2 separate regions of the Homo sapiens genome follow, and region 1 is linked to region 2. The links are chromatin contacts, found by Hi-C or POLR2A ChIA-PET in ENCODE. All regions are on one chromosome and are shown on one strand. Each heading gives the region's core, a stretch centred on a gene start or an enhancer-like site at or near the end of the contact. The rest is flanking DNA. Distances are from core to core; before and after follow the strand shown. Region 1 has its middle 67 kb from the start of LINC03041. Region 2 overlaps LINC03041 (long intergenic non-protein coding RNA 3041).

Region 1 (5,149 bases), core at 1,273-3,772, 130 kb after region 2:
TAGTTGTATCATGCCTACATTATTTAATATCTTTCTACATTATTAGATCTTCAACACAAATGTAATACAGTCCATGCTAGGGGAACACCATCATATTTTGGCCTATCTACTATTGTTGGGCCTTTTCTGAGCTGGGTTCTCCAGCCTCTTCTGGCAGTTATGAGTCACCCGGCATTCCTTCAATAAATTCTTTTTCTACTTAACCCAGTTTCTATTGATTGCAACTATCCTGATGGATACAGACAGTAAAGCTGTTCTTCATTTCTCACATTTTAACTAGTGGTGTGGTGAACAATGTTATCATTTTGTGCATTTGCCTGATTTGTTCCTTGAGATTCGTCCCTAGAAGCAGAATTGCTGGATTCAAAGGTCTGCAAAAGTGTAAGCCTTCTGGTTGATAGTGCCTAATAGTCTCAGGCCTATGGTGTTGGAACTGATCAAATGTGCTGTGCATTAAGCTTGGAGCTTCACACACATAGGCTCTAAGAGTCACTGCACCTCTCAGGGTGTATGGCATTACAACCATCTTACAGATGAGGAAGCCAGAGTCAGTGAGTTGGGTCACTTGTCCTGAGTTATAGCACTGGGAAGTAGCAAAGTCTACTTGAGATTGGAGCCCAGATGTGCTGGGTATTCTGCTTGCCCCTCCAGATGCAATTGCCCCTCTCTTCCCCTGGGAGGCTTATTATGGACCACATCATGGCCCCCTTGCCTCCGGCTCCTGTTAGATTCACCCACTGGGAGGCATGAGCAGGAGTTGTGAATAGGGAAGGGTAAGAACATACTATTGATTTCCCAGCTTCTTCCCTGGCAGGTCACCCTGGCTGTCTGAGTGGCAGCATCAAAGATCAATCTTAATCTCCCCGGGTTGGAGAGCTTCTCCCTCCACTACCCTTCCTCAAGTCTAAGGATGCAAACAGCTCCTTGCTGGTGCTTACATGGTCCCTGACCATCCCTTACAGCTTTTCTTGACCCCGCCCACCACTGTGTACATAGCTCCCGTGTTAGGGTCACCATCTTTTTCCCGTTGGGATACTGACAATAGACCAGGTCTGTCTGGAGCCGAAGTGCACGTTTTCCCATCACACCATGTTACACACAAGTGTGTATTTTTCACAAGCAGTCTCAGCCACTCCAGCTCCTGTGCACATACACACATCCCATGACAGGCACTTCCACTTTCCACCCCTCAGCTCTGTAGAGGTCAGAATATACTTGAAAGAGCCCTGGAGGGAGAGTGAAGCAAGGTCTTGCTGTGTGACCTTGGGCAAGTCCCTCCAGCTCCCCAGCTCTCTTGACTTCAGTTTCCTCATCTGAAAAATGAGGAGCTGAATTAGAGGGTTTCAAAGGTCAGCTATCCCAGAAGAAAGAGAACAGTGTATACCAGTAGATATTAAATTTACATCTGCACTTTACACACATCTGCACACCAGTGTGTGCGGTATCTGTGCATAGAGAAAAGGGAGCCCTTTTGCAAGCTGAGTGCTCGGACCTTTTATTCCTATGTATTTAGAACCTTTGCTGTTTGTACTTGGCCAGCTTTGGATGGCAAAACAGTCTATTCTCTGTGGAAATTCTGACTTATTTTTCCAGCTGGTCTGCCAGTTGCCAAGAAATGTCATCTGAATACCATTATTTAATCGAAGATTAGCCCACGCCTGTGACATAGGCTGTAACTATTATCTTCTTTGATTTTTTTTACATAAGCACACATTTTCTTCACAGATTAGACCTTGCATTAGCAGAGGTAAATGCTGCCTCCTTCTTGGCCAAATAGCCCAGAAAGTCGTGAAGTGATCCAGTGGGATTGAGGCTGTCTGTATCTGTGTGCGTGTGCGAGTGTCCGTGAGTATGTGCTAGGATGCGTGTGTGACTGGGAGGATATGCATGTGAGTGTGAGTGAGGAAGCTACCTTTGAAGTCATTTCGTGCAGGGATCCAGAGAGAGGACTTTCCTTGGTCATTGGACATATCAACTTGGCCTCCCAATTTATCAGATGATGTTCAGCATTTGTTTTCAAATTAGAGCATGTGTGAAACAAAATCCAGCCGGGCCTGCCGGGAGGTTTTAGGATGGACCCGACAGTATTTGTAACTCAATCATATTACAGATTTCCTGGGTAAAGCAAGAGGGCAGGGAGGTCATGAGTTCAAGCTGTAACTGTTGGCTTGGGTGTTGGAAAACTCTAGACTGCATGACCTTAGAAGGCCACCACTTAGCCCTGGAAAGTCTCCAGCCTCTTTAAGCTCTATGTGGCATCCAAGTTCGCCTCTCATTTGCTGCTTTCAGAGCTTTCTAGGACAATTTTCTCATTGGCCTTTGTTTAGGCAGTTGAGGTGATAACGTCTTATTTTGTTTTGTTTAGATTTTTATCAGGTTGCTCCCGACTGAGCAGGGCCCCAACCCAGCCTCAGAGTGGAGCTCATTACAAGTTGGGGCTTGCTCCCTTGTTCTTGAAGGCCCTTCGGATTCTTTCTTATTTTCCAGGCTCTTGGCCTCTGCCTGGTCCAAGGGCCAAGCTACAGCCAAACATCTAACACGGCCACTCCCAAATTACTGGCTAAATGTTCGTCTGCCAGAAAAGAGGAGCTCAGGAACAAAACCTTGGGCCTGGGGGCAACTTGACTCTTCTCATACACTGAGAGGGCAAGAAAGGTCACGGGCTTCATTTTTAAGAGCCAAGGAAATTGAGAAACTAGACAAACAACCAGAAATTCTCAGATAGAACTTATTTATACCCCCTCCACTTTCATCCCCCAACCTTGTTCTCTTTCCAGAGGCAGTCTATGGACTTGTCAACAACTCAGGAACAAAGAGAACTCTGCCCAAGGGGACGGTCATGCCCTGGCCCCAGCACTTTGCTGGGGGCCTGGTCTGTTGTAAGCACACAAGCATAGTTTTTGAAATAATGAATGAATGAATGGGTGGGTGACTGTGTGAATGAGGATGGTTCCCAGAATAAATCCTCAAGAAAATCTTCTTTGGAAAGGGTGAAGTGTGGAGAAGCCCGTGACCTGTGTTAGTTACATTATAACAGATATCAATGTTTCCCACCCTATTGAGTGTCCCAGCCTTCAAATCAAATCAGAAACTCCTTTCAGGCTCCTCGGGGTGGGTAGATGAGAGCTGAAGGAGGAGGAGAGGCAAATAGGGAAGAGCTGACCAAGATGAAGGTCAGACCTTCATGCCCACATGAGCTCTACGCACACTTCAGTCCTTTTCCCAGACTGCTCAGTGCTTCCCTACCCAGGCACTCCCTCGGGAAACAAGGGAAGATGACTACATGGAGAAGATAACCAGGAGCCCGACCAGGCTTTTTTTTTTTTTTTTTTTTTTCTCTTCGAATTGCTAAGTGTAGAGTGACTCATAGGAACTCCAGACAAAGATGACGATGGAAAAGGAGTCTAGCAGATCAGGGGAGGTGGTTGAGGTAAAAGAAGCGGGGGTACTTGAGGTTGGGAGAGAATGGGAAACATGTTTTGTAAGATTTCCAAGATTTTTGGAGGCTGTTGTTAAGGACTTTTTCATAAGACCTGTTACCCTGCTGGGGTTTACATCACTATTTGATCTAAGCCCCAACAGGACGACTACATCTGCTACTAAGCTGTGTTGTAAATGTCTTTAATTTTTATATTTCATCTGAAGGGAGTTGTTAAAGTGAGTTTACAGGGTGATGGCTCTTTGAATAAAAGCCATCAATACTGGAGCAGAGCTCTGTATGACACTTAATTTTCGCTCTAATAAGCCCTCCTAAAACATTACAAGATTTAGGAGGGATTGTTTTTCCTTTCTTCTTTTTCCCTTTGACTTCCTTTCCCTCCTTGCATTATTTCTCTCCTCTCCAGCTCTCGCGCTCTCCTCTCTTGCTTTCCTTAAAGGACATACTTGAAGAGAACATTTGTGCTCAGATGACACCACTTCTCTTTTTACCGCCAGCCAGATGTGCTCTTGACTTCTGAACAGGAGAAAGGTTTCTTTGAAGTTTTTCAAAGACTTTGCTTTTATTTAGAATTTTTTTTCCCTTTTCTCTCTCTCCCTGGTGTTTAACTGGTTGGGAAGCCCCAGGAGGGGTTTTCGCATGGGCCTCTTTTCTTTTCCTGGGGCATGAAAGGAATGGGATCAGAGGCACAATGTTCCCAGAGAGCCTTCTATTTTCTGCCCCAATGACTCCAAGTATTTTCTGGTAGAGCCGCTGTCCCCAGGAGCAAAAAGAAGATGGCTTTGGATTTTCCCTGGAAACGCATCTATTAAATGAACAGAATGGTTCTGGTAGTGGTGCAGGGGTGAAGGGCACCCCCATCCCGTCCCTGAACATCTCCCTACCCTTCCTAAGGAGGGCAGAGAGAGGTCTTCACTTTCCCGGCCATGCTGCTGTCATGGTTGCTTAACTGCTCTTGCGTGGCACTGAAATTTGATTAAAACAAAGATCAGTAATGGGAATTCAGGGGACGTGTCAGAAAAAGAATGGTACCCCAAAGTGAGAGCAGGAGCCCCTCTGAAAGTAATGAGAAAGCTTTATCTTTGCATCCCTCATAGCACCACAGCCTGGCATCCTGCTCAATATGCTTGGGCCAGTTTGTGATTTTTCAGGAGGACTGGAAAAGTGCTAATGCTTTAGGAGGTGGCAGTGACAGAAAGCTGGAAGACTTCTCTGAAGAACAGGTGAGTCTTTAGCATGACATGCTAGGGCGGAGGATTTGGAGTCTCAAGTTTCCGTCAAAGTGCCAGCTGTGTACTGAGTAGCTCTGTATCTCCCCAGGTGAATATAAGTTCCAGAAAGGCAACATCCCCGCCATTGTATTCCCAGGGCCGAGAAGAGTGCCAGGGACTCCATGGGCACATGGAAAATGTATATGTCCTCCATGCATGTGTCTGTTTCACAATAGCCATGATTTCTTTGGAGGAAATGATGCTGCAAATTCAGGAGGGAGGGGTTTTCTCTCAGAGTACTTTCAAAGAAAATAGGAACTGGGGGCCACCAAAGACTTCTTATGCCACAAAAGTATTTGTGTTTTCTAAAAAACCTCTAAGGTTTTTGAGGAAAATAAATACATTTGGAATTGAGGGGCTTGTTTTTGTTTTATGCAAAAATAGATTAATTAAAACCCAGGAGTGTGTGTGTACACGTGGGTGTGAGCACTGTTTTTTG
Region 2 (5,169 bases), core at 70-2,569:
TTGGGGAGAAAGAAGAGGGAATTATGAGAGAGAATAAAAGGAGGAGGCCGATTTAGATTGCAGCGGGGATTGGGGAACGCCTGACCATGGATTCACATGTAGAGGCATGAAAGAAAGAGTTCTGACAGCATTGAAATAACAAGATGGGCTGTTCGAGTGTCTCCTTCAGGGGCCAAGTAAATTCTGGGGTTCTAGAACTTGCCGGGCATCATGACCCCACAACTTCATCTAATTCCCAAACCTCCCTCCCCATCACATGCCTGTCTTCAGGAGACGGAGAATCAGTCAGAAAGCAGAAACCACCACAAGTCAAATTAAAGGAGAAAATGTGTAGCTCAAGGCAAAAATCTTCTTCCAAAGAACACAAGGAAGATGAATCTACCATTGTTGAGTTATAATGTTGGGGGATTATGAAGGCTAATATGATTAATTGTAATTATCATTTATAATGTATACTTATAATGATATTGCTTCTAGAACATCTTCATTATCTTTCACTTTTGAAATGCTGCTTGGGCTTCCCAACAGATTTCAGAAGGGGCTTTTATTGGGCCCAGATCATCAATCCAAACCTTTTAAGGTAAGGGTGTTGCTACCTCAGAAGCCAAAGAGACATTTCCTGTCCTGGAAAGCACTAAATAGTCATTAGCTTCTTCAATCTGTTTACCAGCCCGCCTGTCACTGGGGTTCGACAGGCCTCAAAATTAACACTCTACTCTATTTGTCCATCACAGGGCTGTCCCACAGACTGCGGTTCTCAAGTGGCCTCAGGCAAGCCTTATTTCATGCCAGAGCTAAGTTCCTGGGGAATAACATGTCTAAATTGAATTTGGTTTATTCAGGTCCGTTTGAAATGAAGCCTTGTTTAAAAGAAAGCCATACTCAATTTTATTTTTCAAGCAAATCTATCTTCATCGTCTGACCTAATTGGTCTCAGAGACCCTAATTTGGAGAGTTTTCATGCCCTTCGTTTATCATTGTGGCAACGTCAAAATCAGGATGGTTTCTTTCAACCACCTATGCTGCCTTTGTAAGAGCAAGGATGCTCCAAGCAACACTGGTCTCCCCAAGTGTCAGCGAGGCCCCTCTCTCCATAATCTCTGGCCACCCTCTGTCTGTCTCAGTTTCTTCTGACTTCACTGTAGGGCTCCCCAGGCCTCCTCAGTCTTGTCTGTCTCACCTGGACACCTGCTCAGTGGGAACCCATGTCCTTGACCATCTCGGCTGGCCCATGCACCTTGGCCTGTTTGTATTCAGACCTTTTGGAATCCACAGGGACAACTCACCAGTGACCAGGGGCAGAGCAGCTGTATCAACTCAGCTTGGGGAAGCTCAAGTATCCAGTGATCTTGGCTGTGTGGAGTTTGAAATGAAGCCCAGTGTATTACTCACGGCAAAACCAGGGGCCAGCCAAGTTAAATAGAGCACTCCCCGAAACATTCACGGACTGATTAGAGAAGGAAGCTCTGATTTGAAGAGAGGCTATTTTGTGTCTGCTTTTATTTTTTTAAACAACATGCTTTCCATTAGTGAGATGGGAAAAGTAGAAACCTGAAAGAATGATATTTATTAATTTAAAAAGTTCAGGTCTGTGACCATATGCCATGTCCCTTTGACTTCATAATAATGGCCACACTTTGAGGTCTTCCTTTGTCCAGAAACTGTGGTAAGCACTTTGTAAGCACTTTCTCATGTAATCTTTATGAAAACTCTGTGATGTAGGTACCGTTCTTACTCCTGTTTGCAGATGGGCAAGCTGAGGTCCAGAGAGAGTAAGCACACACTATTTTTAAGTGGTAGAGCTAAAATTTGAACCCTGGCAGTCTGCCTTCCTATTCTTGCCCGCTCTTAAACAAATGCAAGTACCCAGGAGCTTTCATGAAGAGAACCCCTCAAAAGAAAGCTGACATTACCCCACGGGTTCATAAGTGGGTGCAAGTTTTTTTTTTTTTTTTTTTTGAAAGATCTCTGAAGGCCAGGAATTCAATAAGGCGGAACACACCCCACTGAACCAAGCAGGGCTTGAGTTTGCAGATTATTTTCCGACCAGAAGGAGTTCATTGACTTGGAGGAAGAAAGGAGATCATTTAATGGACTTACAGAAAATATTTTTGTTTTCGCTTTTTTTCTCTCGCAGAACAGTTCAAATCTTCCAGGCCACGGTTCATTCCCTCTGTTGGCCTTTCTACCTGGGATTGTTATGAGAGGCCTGAAGCTAAGTCCCCGTGTCCCCCACTGGCCAAGCCTGCCCTCTCGTTTGGTCAGCGCACCGACACTGCCTTTGCAGCTGCATATCCACGTAGATATGTTTATTGGAGCACTGAGAATCTCACTTCTCAAAAAGCCCCGGGAATTAGATTGTTTTCCACACTGAAAGTTTTCATTTGAAAAATAACCCTCTTTGTTTAACTAATGAAAAGGAGGGGCTGCTGCTCGCTTCTCAGGCTGGGTAAGAATTCCATGGGCAGTAATTCTGTTTCTCAGTGGAAAATGTTTCGGTTTCTTAATGTTGTTTTGCAGACTGGTCCCTGCCCGGCCCTTGCTCCCAGGACCACACATACACACATGTGCACACTCACCCATGCACAGTGCAGCATTTTCCACCCTTCCCTGTTGGGGATGGTTGCATCCTCTTTCCAACACCTGCAGAACAAAAACGAGGTGGGTCAGTGGCTGTCACCCAGCCAGAGACATCCCTGCGTGTACGGGAACAGAACGCTTTCCCTGGCCACGCTTTCAACCCCAGAGGCTGGGTGGGCCACAGAAGAGGAAATTGGACTCCAAACTTCTCTTGTTTCTGTGCATCTCCATGTCAAGCAATTCTCTCACACTATGGAGGGGGTGTTCTGTAACATTCCCTCCTCATTAGGTTCGTATGAAATGGAGATAAACACAGTGCTGTCATCATTGGACTTAGAGTGTGGCCAGCATGGTGCAGAGTGGTCTGGACCGCACAAAACAAATCAAAATATGGCCCCAGGAGACAACTTGCTGGTGGTAGAAAAAGCATGGATGCTTGCATTTCGACAGACCTGCACCGTCACCTAAACAGCTCAGCCCACGTGCAAGCAACTGCTGAACTACTCTGAGCCTTTTGCATCCACAGCTACGGACAAGAGAAGTTATGTAACTCACAGGCAGGTGCAGTGCCCTGGGTGGTGTTTCTCACATAGTAGATGTTCAAGGAACACCTATCTTCTTCCCTCTCCTTTGTTCTCTGAAAACGAGCCATCTCGCGTCTAGCTGGGGGCCAAGCCCCATTCCTACAAAACAAGTTACAAACAAACAAGTGAGTGCAGCCACAGCAGAGCCGAGTCCAGAGCAGGGTGTCCTCACCATCCCCAAGGTCCACTGCAGAGTTAATGTGTACTGTCAAAGGGGTGCTGTGTGCTGTAGGGCTGGGGGATCCAACACCAGCGGGAACTGTTAGGTCTGTTATCCAGAAATGTGAAGTATTCCTTCTCTCTATGGTCTTTGCGTGGGACAGATATATCTGGCCTGAGTATGTGGCCTAAACACAGTTGTGCTTAAAGCAGGCAAAAGGACTGGGCAAAATAACCACCATGTGAAAATAGACATTCAGGAGATCCGCACGCATTAAATGTAAAGAGAAGATTAGCTGTTAGCATGGAGCAAATGAACAGCTTTAAAAGTAGACAGGGATAGTATGAAACAAGGCTGTCAGTCAGACTGCTTTTAGTTTTCAGTGATGAAAACCTTCTTCTATATTACCTCTAGCAAATAAATAAATCAGTAATTTATTGGTTCATATAACCAAGACATTCTGGGTTAGAACTCCAGGTGGGGCTGAATACACAAAGTCATATGATGCTGGTAGGGCTAGCTGCTTGGCTGGCTCTCTTTCTCTCTCCATATCCATATTTTGTCTAATAGCCTAATTCTCTACTCTTTCGAATTACCATCCTACTCTCAACTTGGTAGCTCCAATAGAGAAATTCTATCTATCTCTCAGCACAGGCATATCAAAACCAGGGAGGATTCTAAGGGACCCAACCGTGAACATATTACTGGCTAGAGGATAAGGCACTATACTTTCTCTGCTACAGAAAGTGCAGATCTAGACAGATCTGTTTAAGTGACACCCTCTCTAAGTGACAGTGCAGGTCCAAGTCTCCACTCAACCCAATGTTTTCGTGTCTACTCCGTTCTAGCTACGATCTAGCCACTGGGAACCCAGCCGTGGACAGGGGAGAGGATGCCCAGCTCCCAGGCAGCTTATGGTCTTGTGAAGAGCCAACATTTTAGTTGAATCCTGCTACTTCCTGCTACTCTGCATCAAGAACCAAACAGAAGTACAGAGTCCTCTCCGTTCACAAAAAAAGCCAATTTCTTTTTATAAAATTAACAGAAAGTTACCAAATACAGTTCTGTACACTGAAAGTTACCACATGTAAAGCAAGCATACATATTGCCTCGCATTCCAGCCAGCAGGGCAGTCTCAGTGTGGAACCCCCCTGCTGAATGGCACCTCTGGAAGGTATGCAGCAGGCAGTACTGCCAACCAGAAATGGCCGGGGCTTTCAGGAGACATCACTGCTTTGGAGTTTCTTGCAGAAAACTTTCACATTCATCTCACACACAAGGATTGCAAACTGCTTCCTTTTGTGTGTGTGTGTGTGTGTGTGTGTGTGTGTATGTTCTCTGATCAAAGGAAAGTGGGATACTCTGTAATACTCTGTAATCAATGATATGAAATGGAATTACACCCTGAGTACACTGTAATGGGCATTGTGGATTTAGGTTAGGGGAGAAAAGTTGGCCTCCCAAAATTTCTGTATTTGGAGGGACCAGTAGACTTGTGTTTTTTGATGACTTGGATGTGTGATGGTGTGGGAGGACAGTCTCATCAAATATAATTTACTCAGTATTTATTGAGTGCCTACTATGTACCAATCCTCTGGTTATATAAAAACAAATAATACAGCATTTCTTCTTCATGGATAGAGTGGCTAAGTCGGGGACCTGCACATAAACCAAGCACACTACAGTGGGTAAGTGTTCTAAGGGTCTGTGCACAGCACATTACACTATGACATGTTAAGGCATGCAGTAATCTCTTAGTGCCTATGGTGGGGATGAAAGATTTTCTCCTCATCTCTGAATGGCTGGGTGGAACCCCAGCATGGAGCCTCGGCTGGAAACTAGAGG

Evidence for each region. Hi-C counts contacts between places; a loop is a spot of excess contacts on that map. ChIA-PET counts read pairs that join two places held with the same protein, here RNA polymerase II (POLR2A).
Region 1: a loop to region 2 is called in a map of posterior vena cava, with 2.1 times the contacts of the local background. The contact joins two enhancer-like sites. A Hi-C loop is called at or near these places in 3 of 168 maps with a recorded cell type or tissue (gastrocnemius medialis, heart right ventricle and posterior vena cava). POLR2A ChIA-PET finds 5 or more read pairs at or near these places in 2 of 52 experiments (A549 and AG04450).

Annotation. Positions count from the first base shown.
Region 1 is chr9:16,341,210-16,346,358 of GRCh38, forward strand. No RefSeq gene overlaps it. Among named protein-coding and RNA genes, the nearest start is that of LINC03041, 67 kb to the left of the region's middle. Within about 2 kb of position 2,523, at least 5 of the 41 ENCODE cell types and tissues checked have a DNase peak (open chromatin) inside an H3K27ac peak, as active enhancers do.
Region 2 is chr9:16,212,637-16,217,805 of GRCh38, forward strand. LINC03041 (long intergenic non-protein coding RNA 3041) reads right to left here. Exons shown (of 4, transcript NR_171034.1): 2 at 3,136-3,263; 3 at 2,580-2,643. Among named protein-coding and RNA genes, the nearest start is that of LINC03041, 61 kb to the right of the region's middle. Within about 2 kb of position 1,320, at least 14 of the 41 ENCODE cell types and tissues checked have a DNase peak (open chromatin) inside an H3K27ac peak, as active enhancers do.